2 separate regions of the Mus musculus genome follow, and region 1 is linked to region 2. The links are chromatin loops, found by intact Hi-C in ENCODE. Cell type or tissue: left cerebral cortex. All regions are shown on one strand. Region 1 has its middle 130 kb from the start of Gm46301. Region 2 holds the start of Gm39467 (a long non-coding RNA gene).

The links. Hi-C counts contacts between places; a loop is a spot of excess contacts. Peaks named below come from ENCODE experiments on the same cell type or tissue, not always from the same donor. Only the 100,000 strongest peaks of a DNase experiment are listed, where the experiment ranks them.
Region 1: a loop joins it to region 2, with 2.2 times the contacts of the local background. A loop is called at or near these places in 2 of 42 quality-filtered maps.

The regions. Positions count from the first base shown.
Region 1 is chr11:112,985,596-112,993,595 of GRCm38, forward strand. No RefSeq gene overlaps it. Among named protein-coding and RNA genes, the nearest start is that of Gm46301, 130 kb to the left of the region's middle. In left cerebral cortex, no CTCF peak of the experiment used is centred here; DNase peaks (open chromatin) are centred at 3,500, 5,454, 6,962 and 7,144.
Region 2 is chr11:113,132,213-113,140,212 of GRCm38, forward strand. The region is part of intron 1 of 2610035D17Rik (RIKEN cDNA 2610035D17 gene); the gene reads right to left. It overlaps Gm39467 (a long non-coding RNA gene), which reads right to left and starts at 2,020. Exons shown (of 2, transcript XR_880298.1): 1 at 1,253-2,020; 2 at 614-1,112. The region is part of intron 1 of LOC115487747 (a long non-coding RNA gene); the gene reads right to left. In left cerebral cortex, a CTCF peak has its summit at 3,325; DNase peaks (open chromatin) are centred at 72, 399, 669, 1,721 and 1 more place; H3K27ac peaks cover 1,137 bases.

The sequences.
Region 1 (8,000 bases), 150 kb before region 2:
TGGGACCATTCTATAAAACCTCAGAGCCCATCTACCTCCGGTGAACCACTTCTAGAGAGACTCCACCTCCTTCACAAATAGTACCGCCAGCTGGGGACATAGAGTTCAAACATGTGAGCTTATGAGGGACAGTTTATATTCAAGTCACAATACCAACCCTTTATGTGTCTGTCCTGCTGTCATTTAACTGTCTGTCTGTCATTAATCAATTTATCTATCTGCCTGCCTGCTTGTCTGTCTGTCTGTCTATCCATTCACCTGTCATCTAACTGCCTATTCATTTATCCAATTGCCACGTACTTTTGACTCCCTATTATTAATGTCATGTGAAGTTATACTGGTGTTCAAATGTGCAGTGGATGTAGCCAGCAGCAACACCTTCAAATTGTCTCTTGCCACCCAAGTTGGGTCCTCATATCAAAATTAATCTCCTAAAATTCCACATCGCTCTTGTAAATTAAATACAAATGACCTCATGAATACACTGGGAGTCCCCATGGGACCAATGAGGGAGCCCACGCATCCGGAAGGACCAGCGTTTGAAGGATGCAGAGGGAGCTTCCGGTGGCTCTTCCCACCACGTGGGCAGTGATTCGGTTTCACATGGGAGCTGGTGAGCCCTTTGCAGAACGAACACAAGAACAGAAGAAACACAGGCCTTCAGGAACACACAGGGACCTCTAGAAAGACATTCTTGGATGGCATGAGTGTGCCTTGGCCTCTTGGAACTGAGAGTCGAGGATCTGGAAACACCAGGCTCTAAATACCACATTCTTGACATTTTTGTGGATTTTGGTGCAGTTTTTAACAGCCTCAATTCAAGGGGCCTTATTACCATCCTCATTTTTGGCAACAGACACTCTAGCTCTTTGCTGTGTGCCCTGGTGCCCCATGCAGATCTCACAGAGAACACTGGAGATAGTGACTCCAAAGGCTCCAAAAAGCCACAGACTTACCTAAGGTGTTGCACCTCTGTACATATGAGGTAACCTCTGGCATAGGAGGTAACCTTGCCTCCTCTTGGAAAAAATGACATACTTCCAGGCCCCTCTTTTGCCTCAGGTTAGTTAGTTATTTGATATATTTAGCAGCGTGCCCATAGAGGGTCCCACCTCTCTCTGGGCTAGTTACACTGACGAAGACACATGAATGATGCTGAATCCCACAGCAAGTAACACACCTTGCTTTGTGTCCTGGTCCTGTATGTGCCAGAAGCCAACCTTAGAGCAGTAGTCCAAGGTAAAACTACAGCTCTGTGCAGTGGCCCCAACCCAATACTCCTGCTATCCTCACCAGGAGAGGTTAGGATGGATATGTGTGAGCACAGAGAGGTGACATTTCGATAAGGTGGTGGGCAGTCAGCAAGGGAAGAAGAGGAGAGGCCTCAGAAGAGACCAACTCTGCTGACCCTCTCTATTCCGGCCTTCAGAACTGGGAGAGGCCAACGCCCATCGTTTAAGCTGAAGCCTGCAGAGTTTTGCTAGAGCAACTGGCAAAGAAATTGCTATTGCTTTCCTATTCCTCCCGCATAGTTGTCTTCCCTTCTCTTGCTCTTCCTCTCCCTCTCCTTTGTCATATTGAGCTTAGGGTTCCCCAAGGCTTTCAAGAATTCCCACAGCAGAGCCTAGCTGGAGCCCCTCCTGGAGGAGATGGCAGGCCGAGGGGACATCTGGTCCAGACCGCCAACCTCTTTGCTACCTGCTTTGTGTTTAGTTCTTGCTTCTTGTTCAGCAGCCTGCCGCCAGCTCCACTGGTCATACATCCAACACGAAAGCTCAGCCCACAGCCCCTTGCCATCCCGGACTGGAGGACCCAGAGCGGCACCGGGGAAAGAAAATCACTCTTTGTGGGTCTGTGGCTTATGACAAAATGAGTGCCTGCTGCCCACCCACTGTCTGGCCCCACAGAAAGGCTGCCAGGACCTGGCTGGGCTCAGTGAGTCCTCAGAGACTGACACTGGCTGTTGGGGAAGAGAAGGCCCCCAATGTGCTCCCACCAAGCTACCTACTTTAATTGGATAGTATGGGTGGCCTGACAAGATCAGGGAACATCCCCTGTACTCCTACGATCTCACATGGTGGCCCTCAGAGCCTCATATCACCAGGTGCCAGGCACAGCCTTCAGGACCTACCTACAAGCTGGGATGCTCTCGAGGGTAGAGTGTCTAAGAGGAGGACCGGTTGCCCTGGGGCTGGGAAGAGACCCTTGCTATCAGTTCAGTGTAGCTCCAGTCCTGCATGCAGCAGGAAGCCTGCACTGGGCGGTTCCGTTCGCAGCCAGTTCCCATGCAGCCTTGGCCTTCTCCCTGCGGGCAAATCAGGGCATGTCCGGAAATGATTGTGATCAGCCACACTACCCAAGAGCCCAGCCAGGGAGAAAACACTCTGTTCTTCTATTTTATGAATGAGTAAACCTGTATGCTTTCTATAAATGTCTGTGTAAATCACTGGTGGGCATTCCCCTCTTGGCACGGGGAACACCCAGCTTAGGCCTCTCCCGGCAGCTTCTTCCTAGAGAGGAAGTTGGGGGCCTGGTCTCTCCACCTCTGGGCTTTAGGGAGCAGCCTTCTGCACTACTCTAGCTCTGGAGAGGAAGCCCTTTCTCAAACAAAGACTCAGTCCCAACGGGGAGGCAGCTCACCTTCCCAGGGGCCTTCTGGATGAAGCACCAGGCCAGAGCTCAGTTCTACCTACTGTGGCTTCAGGACCTTTTGTATGTCTTCTCCATGGAGCTCCTGGTCACTCTGCCGATCCCCGCCTGCCCAACGTCCTGCCCAGAAAAACTAGCAAAGGCCGGCAGCTTTCTATGTAAAAGGTCTACATCCACTTAACTCACAAGTAATCATTAATATTACCCCTGGCCCATGTAGCCAACCGTTAAACTGACACTAATGTGGTGAGTCGTGGGTGCCATGACCAGTGTTAAAATCCAGTTGGGTGGGGCTGTTGGCTTCAATGAACTGGGCTCGTTTATACAGCGTGCTTTGCATTTAACCAGAAGGCTAGACACTTGATATCAACATGCAGAGGTTTCTCTCAGCCTGCCTTTAGACTATCATACTACCTGCCTCCCAGCCAAAACTTTATCTGACCAGGCTAGACCAGTCTTAACGAGCTAGCTCCTAGTTTTGCATGCATGCATGCATGTGTGTCTGTCTGTCTGTGTGTCTCTCTGTGTGTATCTCTCTCTCTCTCTCTCTCTCTCTCTCTGTGTGTGTGTGTGTGTGTGTGTGTGTGTGTGTGTGTGTGTTTGCTTGTGAGTGAAAGAATTCACAAGGAAGAGTAAAAAGCACAGATAATCAGTTGTTCAAGCCAATGTACATCACACATGGCTTTGGAATCAGCCCATCTGGATGGTCCTGCCACAGAATAGAAACCTAACATCTTCTCTGTGGGCTAAAGGGAAGGAGGGAATTCTGGCTCTGCCAAAGGGAGGAGCCAAGCCTGGAGGTGTGGCATACTGGCTTCATCTCCTATGAGACTAGAATCAGAAAAACCTACTGTCTTCCCAGCTTCCCCCCTCATACTGGATTCTGGCTCTGCCTGGAATCTAGAAGTGCTTTAGCATGGCCCACATCCAGCTCTGCAGACACAGCACTCACCAGCCATTCCCCTGGTCCAACATCAGAGCCGAGCAAGCCCTTTTTTTCTTTTTCTATCCCATGGCCTGCAGGCTGAGTGTGGCTGGCTGGGTGTACTAAGAAGTAGGCAAAGGGCAGCCATGCCATTTGGGCAGCTAATACCAGGGGCCAAACCAAGAGTCCAGGAAGCCACAGCACCCCAACTTGCCTATATGGAAAGCATGTTAGTTTTTTTTCCCCCTTCTAGGTAGCTTGGAAGCTGGGACTTCCCCAGACAGTCCTTGAGACTTGAAGTGGGTTAGTCTCCGGGCTCGGTTAGCACCCTTCTCCCAGTAGCTGCTAGAGGGACAGGTGGAGGGGGACAGATAGGGACTGCCTGTCCAGGAGCCAGTCAGGACTCAGAACTGTCCAGAACAAACACCGAAACTACATAGATCCTCCTGCAGTCCCCCTTTGCCTCACGAGACAGAGGAATGGCTAGCGGATGCCATCCCTTGGAACAAAGTCTTACTGCTTGACACATATCCTTTTAAATTTGCTACTTGGTTTGGATCTAGATTAGCACTTCTTAGCTAGGTGTCCTTAAGGAGGGCACCAAACCACCTCCCAGTCACTGATGATCTAGCAATACAGCAAGCCTGATAATAAACACACCACTCAAAGGAAAGGCTTGCGTGAGGACCAGCTACATGCACAGCCGTTTGCACAGTGTTCAGCTCCTGGGGACAGCCTGGCCTCTTCACCTCTGAATGGAAAAGTTCTTCATCTCAAGTCCGGACTCATTGTGCCTCCTGCCCTGATATTGCTTCCAATCACAAGGGATTTGAGTGGCAGATCTGGGAGCAGCTGGGGGCGGGGGAGGGGGTCATGGGAGGACACCCAAGTCTCCATTTCCATCTGAACTGCTAGGAGAACAGGCCTGAGGGATGTCAGGGTTAGCACTCCGTTCTCCCCCTTCCTCTTCTCCTGTCTTGCCCTGCCTGTAAGGCTCTGTCAGCCACCCCGCTGCCTTGGTCAGGCCAGAACTCGTCCGGCCGGCTTGCCTTGGTACCTAGGCTTATCCAAACATCTTCATCTCTTTTCATAAATCCAATCCCTCCTTATCAGCCCCTCCATCGGGAGGAAGGGCAGGAGGGGCTTGACTGAAGTGTGGGGAGAGAAGCTTTAATTAGCCTCCTTGCTCCTCGGGGTCACCGGCAGTTCAATTGTCCTGCCTTCACATGTCCCCGATCACGTAGTGAGAACGGGAGCCCTGCAGCTGGGCTCTCAGAAACACTGCTCACAGCTGCTGCCTACCAGGCTGGGTCCTACCCCCGGCTGGTGCTAGGGCTGGACTCCAACAAGTTAGAAACAGAAATCAGCCCGTGCGATTGATACCTTCTCTTAGCACAAGGGTTCTCAGGCCTTCCACCAATCCCTGACGCATAGGAATTTCCCTAGTCCATTTTCTGACGGTACAATGACAGGAACAAAACCCCAACCTTGATCTCGGGGAACAAGCTGATTTTGCAGTGGGCATTGGAGCACCTATCTTATGCAAAACGAGTTTTGGCCAGCCTCGATGCTGTCTCCATAGAAATGAGGTGAAAGGCTAAAACATAGAACACAGGCTCTGGGAGATGCTACATACTGGCACCTTTGAGCCATGCAGTCTGGGACAAGTTTTTCCCCATCCTAAAGAGTAGGGGTGGTAACTCCCTGCCTCCCATGGCTGGGAGCCCCAAGCCAGATCACATGCAAACATGCCCCGTCCGTGCCAAACGCTAAACAAATGACATGTATTCTTAGCTATCCAACCCACTAGACATGTGGGAACATCTTGCCACAAATACCGGGCTTGGAGACTGATTCTGTTCGCGCTTGGATTCTTCTTTGATTCTGCTAGTTTCCTGCCGCCCTGGATTGAATCTTCAGCCCTTCACCGACACGGGCTTCAGCAGCCGGGACTAACTTCTCGCAGGGATGGGATGCTGACTCGGCTCCCGTGCATCCTAGCGGCCTACTCCTTCTTGCTCAACCGTTCCCCAGGCTGTGGGGGGAGCCAGGTACTGCAGCCCCAGACTTGGCTTTAAAAACCTTAAGCTCCAAGTGACTGAGCAGCCCAATCGGTCTTACTTCCAACCAAGCCCTCTGCTCCGCAAATCCACAGCTAGGAAGAACCTCAAATTCGTAATTCAACTAGAACACTCTGTTTTCCTTTCAGTACTAGGGATGAAGTCTGGTGCCTCATACACACGAAGGCAGGTGTTTTAGCACTAAGCTGGATTCCCCAGCACTTTTTACTCTGCATGTTGAGATAAAGGTCTCACTAAATTCCCCCAGGTTGGCCTGGATAACACTCTGTAGCCTCCAAAGGCCTTGAGCCTACTTCTGAGTCTCTTGTCTCGCCTACTGAGATTACAGATTTGACTAAACTGTGAACACTCTAAGAAGGGAAAAGTTTCTCTTAGTAACCACATTGGGTGGGTGGGTGGGGGGAAACTGGTATAAACTGGGACTGTGTTGGATGAATGGGGAAGGATGCTTGTGGCTTATCCAGATCTTGGGAGAGGAAAACAGAAGAAGCTACTCAAAGCTTGTTAGAATGGGACACTCAGGAGGCCGCACGAAGGACTGAACGGTCTAATCTGTGCTGTTGGCATTAGTCATCGTTAGTTATCCATCCTTAGGCTCAGTTCATTAAGGGACCTCATCCCTCCCCCAGTGTCCAGCTTAGGGTCTGGTGCATTGACAAGCAGTCTCCAGGGAGGAGACAGGTCTCGGGGAACACAATCCCAGCTTCCCCACAGGTCCCAGCCCCAGCTTTCCTGATCATGATCGTAACTGGCATGTGTGCCGTCTCCAGGCCTCCGGAACACGTTCTCATGCCTTTTCTCTTTTGATCCGAGGGAGATAACGCAGACAGGAGCACGCACCCGAGAGAGGCCACCCTGCTGCACCACACACTGGCTGAGCAAGAACAAAGACCATAAACGAAGAAGGAGGATGTTTGCTCTCCGCTTCCCGCCTGCCTGAAAACAGGAAACGTGGAGGCCAGCTCTGACCAGCCTTCCACCTCTTCCTCCCCCTACCCCAGTTACACAGCCTAGGAGGTTTGATTTTTATGACTGATTTTTTTTTTAAGTGGATCATATCTCTTCCGAGCTTACTCTTTTACCTTTCCTTATTCTGCTCCCATCGTAGGAAACAGAGATGCTCCTGTGGGAGCTGACAATCATGAGGGTCCACTCCTGTGTCCTTTTCCTGACCCACAACCTCTGCTGGTCTCGCCTTCCTCAACCACCTGCGAGGAGCCATCGCTAATGGGGAAAAATCAGTGACAAACTCAGTCAAGGCAGCTGCCAAGCCCCGGAGGCCAGTGAGCCAAGAAGGAAGGAGAATTCCTCTCTGAAGGCGTGCATCTATGCAGGCAAGGCTTGCAAAATGGCAAAGGTAACTTGCCACGGGGATGATTGATATTCACAGCCATCAGGAAGTGGGAGAGACAGTCTCTCTCACTGGTAGAGGAGGACCGATCACTAGCCACTTAGGAAAGACAGAGACCAAAGACAGCTGAGCTTAAGACCATGAAAAGCTGGCATCTCTGCAAACAGCAGGCAGGATCTGGGCCAGCAGTGCTTTGTGAGATTCTGGTGTGAAGTCTCGTCTGTGGGTCTTAAAATACCCTCTTCTTGGTATTCAAATACGGGCAACGATAAAGCCTGCCTGAAGGGACAGAGATGTGGAAATATGACCTTCCAGATGTGACAACGTGGCCTCTCCAAGACTGACAGCAGATGTGGTTTTTCTACTCAAGACCTGCATAAGATCAAGCCAGTGAGAATTCCAGCACAGATTGGGGGAGGGTTCTCTGAGACCCTCCACTTCCATAGGACAAGCTCTTAGCAGCTGTGGAAGGAGGGAGACACATTGTCTTTGGGGGAATATATATGGCCCTGCTGGTAGGCTGCTCGTTCCCCAGTGGATAACCCCACACCCAAGCACATACGGGCAATGCTAACTAGACTCAGGGTGTTAAAAATTGTAATAGTTTTTTTAAAGGAGGTTCTGAAGTTGGGAAGGAAATGGATACAGAGTACTAGAGGAAATTGGAGGAAGGTAGTGGTGGGTGAATATAATCAATACACACCAAATAAATGTAGGACAACTTCAAAGATTAAAAATAGTGTTTTTAAAGAAGGCTAGATATGTTTATGAATCAAGGTCCTGTAGAGAAATAGAACAATAGATATTGTGTGAGTGTGTGTGTGTGTGTGTGCACATGTATGTGTAGACACGCAGTTATCTCATGGTATCCATGGGACACTGGTTTCAGGATCTCTATTATACCCAAACCCACAGATGCTCAAGTCTGTTAAGCATAATGACAGTAAGTGCACGTAACCGTCACACTCCCTCTGCAAGTTCAATCATCTCGAAG
Region 2 (8,000 bases):
CCCACACCAGCTCAGCATCCCCTGGAGAACAGCCCTGTGTAAACTTCTGCATGCCTTCCCCACCCTGGCTAGATTCCACCTATTGCCAGCTCCAGCCCAGGCCCTCAGGGACTCCAGATCCTGATAGCTAGAGGCAGAGCTTAGTCTCTGGGTCTGCACCCCCAAGCTTGTTGAAAGACTTTCCACTCTCCCCTATGCGTGGGAGTACCCTCATTTGGAAAGACACATCCAAGGTATGGGCAACCCCACTCTCTGGCTGCCCAAGGTTGCTGACCAGCAGCAGCAAGAAGGGTGGGGGTGGGGAGGAGGAGGTAAAAGAAGGCTAAGTCGGGAGCATGGAGCCCCGTGAGGTCTTGTGACCGACTGGGCCTCCTGGTGCCGCCGAGGTGGCAGTGCCAACGCACAGCGCTGAAATGCTTGGCCCGTCTCCGGAGCAAACACCCAATCCAAACAGGCCCGAGTGTGTCTCTGAACAGACTGTGTAAATAAGTCGCGGGGTGGGGGTGGGGGTGGGGGTGGGGGGGACCAACTGGCCACAGATCCCGCTTTCAAACACGTTGAGACAAAATGATCCCTCTTGAGCTCGCTTGCTCACGCCCTCCTTCTTGCTGGCTTTTTTTTTTTTTTTTTTTTTTTTTCAAATTTTCCCTGGTGCTGAAGCCTCTAGAGCCAGGCTGGCGGCGTGTTAGAGCCTGCAGCCTACCTGTCCTGCATAGGAATGAAGCCCGCAGGACTTAGAGATGCCCTCTCCCTGCAGGCTGGGGACCTCAGCTACCATACTCACGAGTCCAGGGAACAGAACAGAAGCTGTCCTCAGAGGCCACTGAGCAAGGACCTCCATGAGGACAGGGACTAAGCTACATGAGAGGTTGTGCAAGGAACCTGGCTTCTACTAGGCTGGCCCATCCCGCTCCCTCAGAGCCACCCCCAACAGAGGTCCAGGACAGAGACTCACCATTCTCCCAAGAACAGAGCTAGGGGCTGGGAAGCCCGGCCCCAGAGAACTCCTCTTGGGCAACTTGCTCCGACTCCACGTGTGTGTACAGACAAGGGGGCAACTTGCTTGTGGTTTGTTTCTGGTTTTGCATCGGGGCAGGGTGGGGTCCAGGGTTCTGTGTACGTGAGCCATTCTAGGATTAGGACCATTCACCACCCCCCCCCATTATCCGCCCCCTCATACCCCCCCCCTTTCTCTGCAAGTTGAAACAATTGAGTTGTCTTTCCCAGCTCTTGCCAACATCTCTTACTCAACCTTGGATGCAGAGGGTGTTAGAGGGGAAGGCCAGGAGGGGAATCCAGAGGGTCTCGGCTCCACACCAGGTCCAGCTGTTAGAACAGCTCTCCGCTTCCCCAAACCTAAAGGGAAGTGAGGACTGGCTTGGAGCGGCCAAGGAGGCCACAGGAAAGGAACTGAGCATTGCAGGAGGGGGCAGAGCCAACAGCAGGGTGACCTGGCTCCTGGCTTCTGGCCCCTGACCAGCTCCCTCTTTCTGACTGCCTCCATCACATAGATATGCTATAGGCACTGGTAGACCAGATGATCATGCATAACTCTTCACTATGAAGACACATCGAGAAGAGTGAGGCTCAGAGGGTCAGGCTAGGCATCAAGTCCTTGCAGAGTCTCAGTTATTGTAATATTACTGGAAAACACCAGTTAGAAAAACCTGTCTAGAATGATCCCGGGTCCGTGGGCAGAGTCAGCGCTAACGCCTGGGGTGGAGTCGGCACTTCCTTTCCAAATCGTTTTAAAACAAAACAAACCAGGCTGGAGAGATAGCTCAGTCTATAAACGGCTCAGCGTGCTTGCATATGTAAGCTTACGCACCATGGTTCAATGCCCAGAACACATTAGAAAAGTCAAGCACAGAGGCAGGCATGTAATCTCAGTACAAGAAGGGTGGGGACAGGCAGACCCGTGTGGACAGCTCCTAAAGAATGACACCCAAGGTACATACACAAGCACACACACAAAGGCATACACATTCACATATACAGGCATACACATTCACACACACACAAGCATACACATTCACACACACACAAGCATACACATTCACACACACACAGCATACACATTCACACACACACAAGCATACACATTCACACACACACACACAGGCATACACATTCACACACACACAGGCATACACATTCACACACACACACACAGGCATACACATTCACACACACACACACACAGGCATACACATTCACACAAAGAGGCATACACACACACAGGCATACACATTCACACACACAGGCATACACATTCACACACACACACAAACAGGCATACACACTCTCACACATGCTCACACACATGTTCACATTCACACACACAAATTAAAACCTTTCACTCACCTCCACTATATTAAGTCTATGCAATTCTCAGTTGCCAACTTGGAAAGGTCTTGATAGGGAGAAGAACCCAGGAACTCAGTGGAGGTGGCTCGGGAGTTTAGTAATTGGTGCCTCGGCCCTAGAAGGTCTGTCTTCCTTTCTCCCATAAGGGATCCTCACTGCACTTCAGCTTCAAATAGCAAGCTCTACCATGGTGGTCATGGTATACTGGGCACAGGATCAAACCTCACCCTGCACATGATAAGCTATTACTATCCCACTGCACAGACAGGAACACTGAGGACAGCAGTAACCTGCCCAGGACACATTGCTGAAAAGTGACAGCAAATTGACCCAGAAGCCAACCTACTGTCATTCATGTCCTCTCAGACACACGGGCCTTCCCGAAGGGCAGACACCAAGCCTTCCTCCAAGCTGCCCTCTGCCCTCCTTGCTTGTGGCGCTAGGTAAGCAACAGATGCCACATGTCAAAGTGTATGGGATAAGTAACAGAAAGGCAGCACTGTGCTTTATTCAAACATTTGCTGAGTGCCTACTATGTGTCTCTCGTTCCACTGGACGTGGGGACCCAGGTGATGGAGGAGGGGTCCTGGTCACAAGGCTAAGTCAGGTGAAGGGGGCAGTGACAGCATCGTGTGTGACCAGGGGTTGTTGCAACTCAAAGTCCTATCCATTGTTGGTGGGTATTGAGTGGAGCAGGAGCTTTGCAGAGACCTCTGGTACTTCGATGCAGACATAGGGCAGTGTTAACGTCTAGCAAGTCCACTCCTGATTTCCCTACCCAAAGCTCCTGTGAGTTCTGTTCAATGATGTTTGTGATGACTTGATTCAAAACAGTCAAGGCATGAAAGCAGCTCAAGTCATAAGACAAAGCATGACTCAGCAGATGCTAGGAGCAACTCTCTGATCTATGCAACAATGTGGCGTTTCAAAAGCTTCCTGCAGAGTGAGCTGTGATAGAAATACAACCCTCTCCCTATCTGAGGCAGGCACAGTCCAAGGCTGGCGCTCCCCCCCCCACCCCCCACCCCCGTGGAAGGGCAAAACTGTGGCTAACATTAAACTCTTTTATCCTATGTGTTTTCCTATATGTGTCTAACTGTAATATAACTGAATGTGTTAAATAGACTTTAAGAGTCTAATAATAGCAATTAATAATGTAATGGAAAGTTAAAACAGAGTGTAGTCAACGTTATTCAAATCTATGAATTATTTATTTCTGAAATTTTCCATTTAATATTTTTAAACTGCTGTGGACCAAGGCACACATGAATGTAAGATGGTGGGGTAAGGGGGCTTCCATATGCACGGCCTGGCTCTGCTGATATGAAATTCCCTTAGAATAGTACAGCTAACTTAGGCAGGGAAAAAAAAAAACCCAAAGAATAAGGCCATCATGAGGGGACAGGCCACATGGAAACTTCCAAGGTTGGTGGCATCGGCTGTGGCTACCAGAGGTCTGAGGTCTGCTGCTGCAAAGTCAATCTTATCTTCAAAAATATCCACAAGCAATGCTGGGGTTCCAAGCTATGTGGAGGCTCTTGCTCCTTCGCCTGCTTGCTGCGTGAGACTGAGTAACTGCTAGATCCTTGGACTTCCATTCACAGCTGCGACTGAACCATTGTTGGGAATTGGGCTGCCGACTGTAAGTCATCAATAAATTCCTTTACTATCTAGAGACTGTCCATAAGTTCTGTGACTCTAGAGAACCCTGACTAATACAGAAGTCTTCCACTAGCAGCCTTTGGATGAAGACATAGAACTCTCAGCTCCTCCTACACCAGGCCTGCCTGGATACTGCCATGCTCCCACCTTGATGATAATGGACTGAACCTCTGAACCTGTAAGCCAGCCCCAATTAAATGTTGTTTTTTAATAAGACTTGCTTTGGTCATGGTGTCTGTTCACAGCAGTAAAACCCTAACTAAGACAGAAGTTGGTCAGGGAGGTTTAGAGTCCATGAATAGGAATGGACAGAGAGGGCCCCCGGGATCAGGCTGGGCAAGCAGCAGACTGAGCCAACTGTAGAACTAAAAAGGAAAACACATTTGTGAAATCAGTGCGGTAAGGGTGCAGGACGCAAATGCTTGCGACTCTTCTACATGTTTGTAACTTTATAAAATAGAGCACTGGAGACTGGGAGGATGGCTCAGTGCTTAAAGCACTCGCTATGCAAGCATAAGGAGTTCGAATCCTGAGGACTGATATAAATACCAAGTGGGTGTGGTCCCCACCTGTAATTCCAGCCTTAGAGGACAGAGATAGGGAGCCCCGGAGCAAGCTGACTAGGGGGACTGGCCTTAGCAGTAAGCTCTGGTCTTACTAAAAACCCGGACTCATTGAATTAAGGGAAAAGACACAGAATGACTCCAACTTTCAACTTCAGGTCTAGCACACACACTCACATGCACACAAAGATGCACATACACATGTATATGCATATTACACATAAACACATAAAAATGAGATTTAAAAAAAAATCACAGAACGGAATGTTGGGGGTGGAGGGGATAAGCGAGCACCCGAAACAGTTTGTGAGAACAGTGCTGTCCACCCTGCTGACAGGACCTGGAGGTTACAGAGGGGGCTGAGGAGAGAAGAGACTCACAGGGATAAACAGCCACTGGAGAAACTTCACCATGGAGCCCAGGTAAAGGACAAAGCAAGAGCCTGGGTCTCTGCATTCACTTTCCCTGACCAACATCTTCCAGTTCCGAGGGACTAAGCCCTTCGGGGGCGGGGGGGGGGGGCTAAAGGGCCTCACACTAAGTAGTATCTCCATGAATTATGTGTAAATGCATCAGAAACAAATGGACTGTGTTTCTCAGCACACAGCCAGGCCTGAAATAGGCAAATCAAGGTGGGGGGTGGGGGGGAGCGACATCAGAGGTGGCAGTGAGCAGCGGGTACTGTTGTTTGACTGCACAAAACCATCTTTTGGAAGACACTTGATTGACTTCCTGATGTCCATCACAGACCATCAGGGCTCCTGCGCCCGGGGTCTTTAATATTCAAATGACTCTGAAAACTATTTCCCCTCCTGGAAAGCCGAGGGAGAGGAAACCTTTGAAGCCCGTCAAGTTATTTAATTGTGTCTTCTCTCCAAAGGTAAGGCAGTTTATTTTTATCCAGAATCAAATAAACATTCTCCCAAATGGTATGTTCAAAGCCTCCGGGCCTCTGAGGTTGGTTTGGGGTTTTGTTTTGCTTTGTGTAGAGTAAGGATGGTACTTTTTCTTGCCCAGTGTTCTAAAGTCACCGAACAAAGATCCAAGAAGAGTAATGAACTAATGTGCTGTTCCAAAGGAGAGCGGGACAGATGGGCTCTGTGTGGCTACTTAGGGACAGAACACAGGTGGTCTGGGATCTGGGTCCACCTGCAAGACATTCTGTTCTCTGTGGGAGCACTGGGTTTGCCAACCCAGGGTACCAGCTGTGCTGAGGGTGTGAGCCCATGGGAATACCTCCCACTTGGTGACAGTGACTACCTCCTTGGGGACACTCAGTGACTCCTCTTCCAGTCCTCAGAAGTAAAGGAAAGTAATTGCCTATAAGGGCAATGGCTCCTTGCAAAGATCTAGGGTAATGAACAGTCTAGCACTTATGAAGGAATTTCCTCCACTGTCTTAATTCGGAAAACAGTCTACATACACACAACCCACAGCGATCATTTGGACATGGGACAGTGGCAATATAGATACTGAGGTAGGTTGACAATGACCCTCAAGTGCTCTGCATTTAAGTAACATTCCCCAAAATTCTTATTTATGGAATCACCAAAAACTAGAAGTCACACACCGTCCAACCGGGCAAGCAGTTTCAGAAAAACTGGTTATTGTGGATGAGACAAGTCCACTGTCAGATTCTGGTAGGGAAGGGGTCTCTAGCCCTTCCCCTGTGTAGTGCAGCTATGTATCAAGCACTCTATTGCCTCATTTAGTTCTGGGAATAGTCTTATGAGATCAGGGTCATTAAACACATTTTACAGACTTTTTTTTTTTTTTTAAGAAAATAAGCCACAGACAAAAATGACTGCCCAAGGCCATGCAGCTGGCAGGACAGGGCTTCAAACCAGCTCTCCCTGATTCATTCCAAAGTCCATGTTCCTAATCGCCGCAGCCTATCTGGCCTGCCAGGCGGCACCCAGGAGGGCAGAGTTTTAACTCTAAAGGACCCAGGAAGCCTGATGGAGACAGGTTCAAGTAGCCAAAGGACCCCACAATTCTATTTCATATGCCACCTTCTTCTTTCAAAATCGCGCACTTTCTTGACTTTAGTTAACATAAGATAATTCTCATTATAAACTAAGAAAGCAAGGTCAGCACCCACAATCTCTCCCAAATAGGAATGCTCTTCATTTCTTTCTCTAACTTTTTATTCTGGGATAATTTTAGATTAAAAAGAAAAGATGAAGAGATTATTAAAACTCCCTCTGCCTCTACTCATCTCTGGCCCACGTACATTTTTTTACATAATCATGGCATATTCGCCCAAACAAAGACATTAGCAGACACAGGGGTCGAGACAGATGGTTCAGAGGTTAAACACACTGCTGCTCTTGCAAAGGACAGGGGTTCGGTTCCCAGCTACCTGTGGTGGCTCACAACCACCTGTAAACCCAGTTCCAGAGTCCTTCCCAGGCACTGCATAAATGTGGTGCACAGACACACATGCAGCAAGACACAAACACGTACAGAAAATAGTTTTGAATGGATGAATTTTCCAATCAAATTACACTACAGATTTTTTTTCAAAACCTCCTAATTTTCCTTGCCCATTTCTTTTCCTAGCTCACAATCTAATTCAGATTCAACAGAGCTGACACCTGCTATTTGTGGACAGAGTATACTGAAGAGTGCATCAAAGATATGTATCTATGTCAAAAACCATAAATGGTGCAACATGACTTCCATTGAGTTCTTAATATTCTGCTCTGTGGGTGGGTGGTACCCCCTCCTCCTCCTCCTCCTCCACCTCCTCTCCCTCTTCCCCTTCTCCCTCTTCCTCCTCTCCTCCCTCTTTCTCCTCTCCCTCTTCCTACTCTTCTTCCTCCTCTCCCTCTTATTCTTCCTCACCCTCTTCTTCCTCCTCACCTTCCTCTCCCTCCTCTCCCTCCTCCTCTCCTCCCTCTTCCTCCTCCTCCTCACCCTCCTCTTCCTCTTCCTCCTCCCCCTCTTCCTCACCTTCCTCTTCCTCCTCTCCCTCCTCCTCCCCCTCTTCCTCACCCTCCTCTTCCTTCTCCTGGTACTTCTTTTGTCTTCATTCCTCACTGTTGCATAAATGCAAAATGGACAAACTCCCCCTCGGATGTGTGCTGGCCCCATGGACCACGCATACATCTTCCAGTTCACATCTTCTCAATCGCTGCTTCACTCTCTCCTCCAGAAAACCTGGACTCATTTGCCTTCCCAGCAGATGATGGTAACAGAGTCAGTCACCTTGGACAAGAGCCGTCCCTCCATTCACTCCTCAAACAGGATCAGCACAAGCCAGAAAGAGTTAATAAACATCTAGCCATTTCCCCACAAACCAGACTGATCAACTCAAACGGCTGCCTAGAAACTAAACTTCTGCTCCCGTGGACTCAGACTGGTACGCGGTGTCCTCTGGGCCTGACAGACAGAGATATTTGGTCA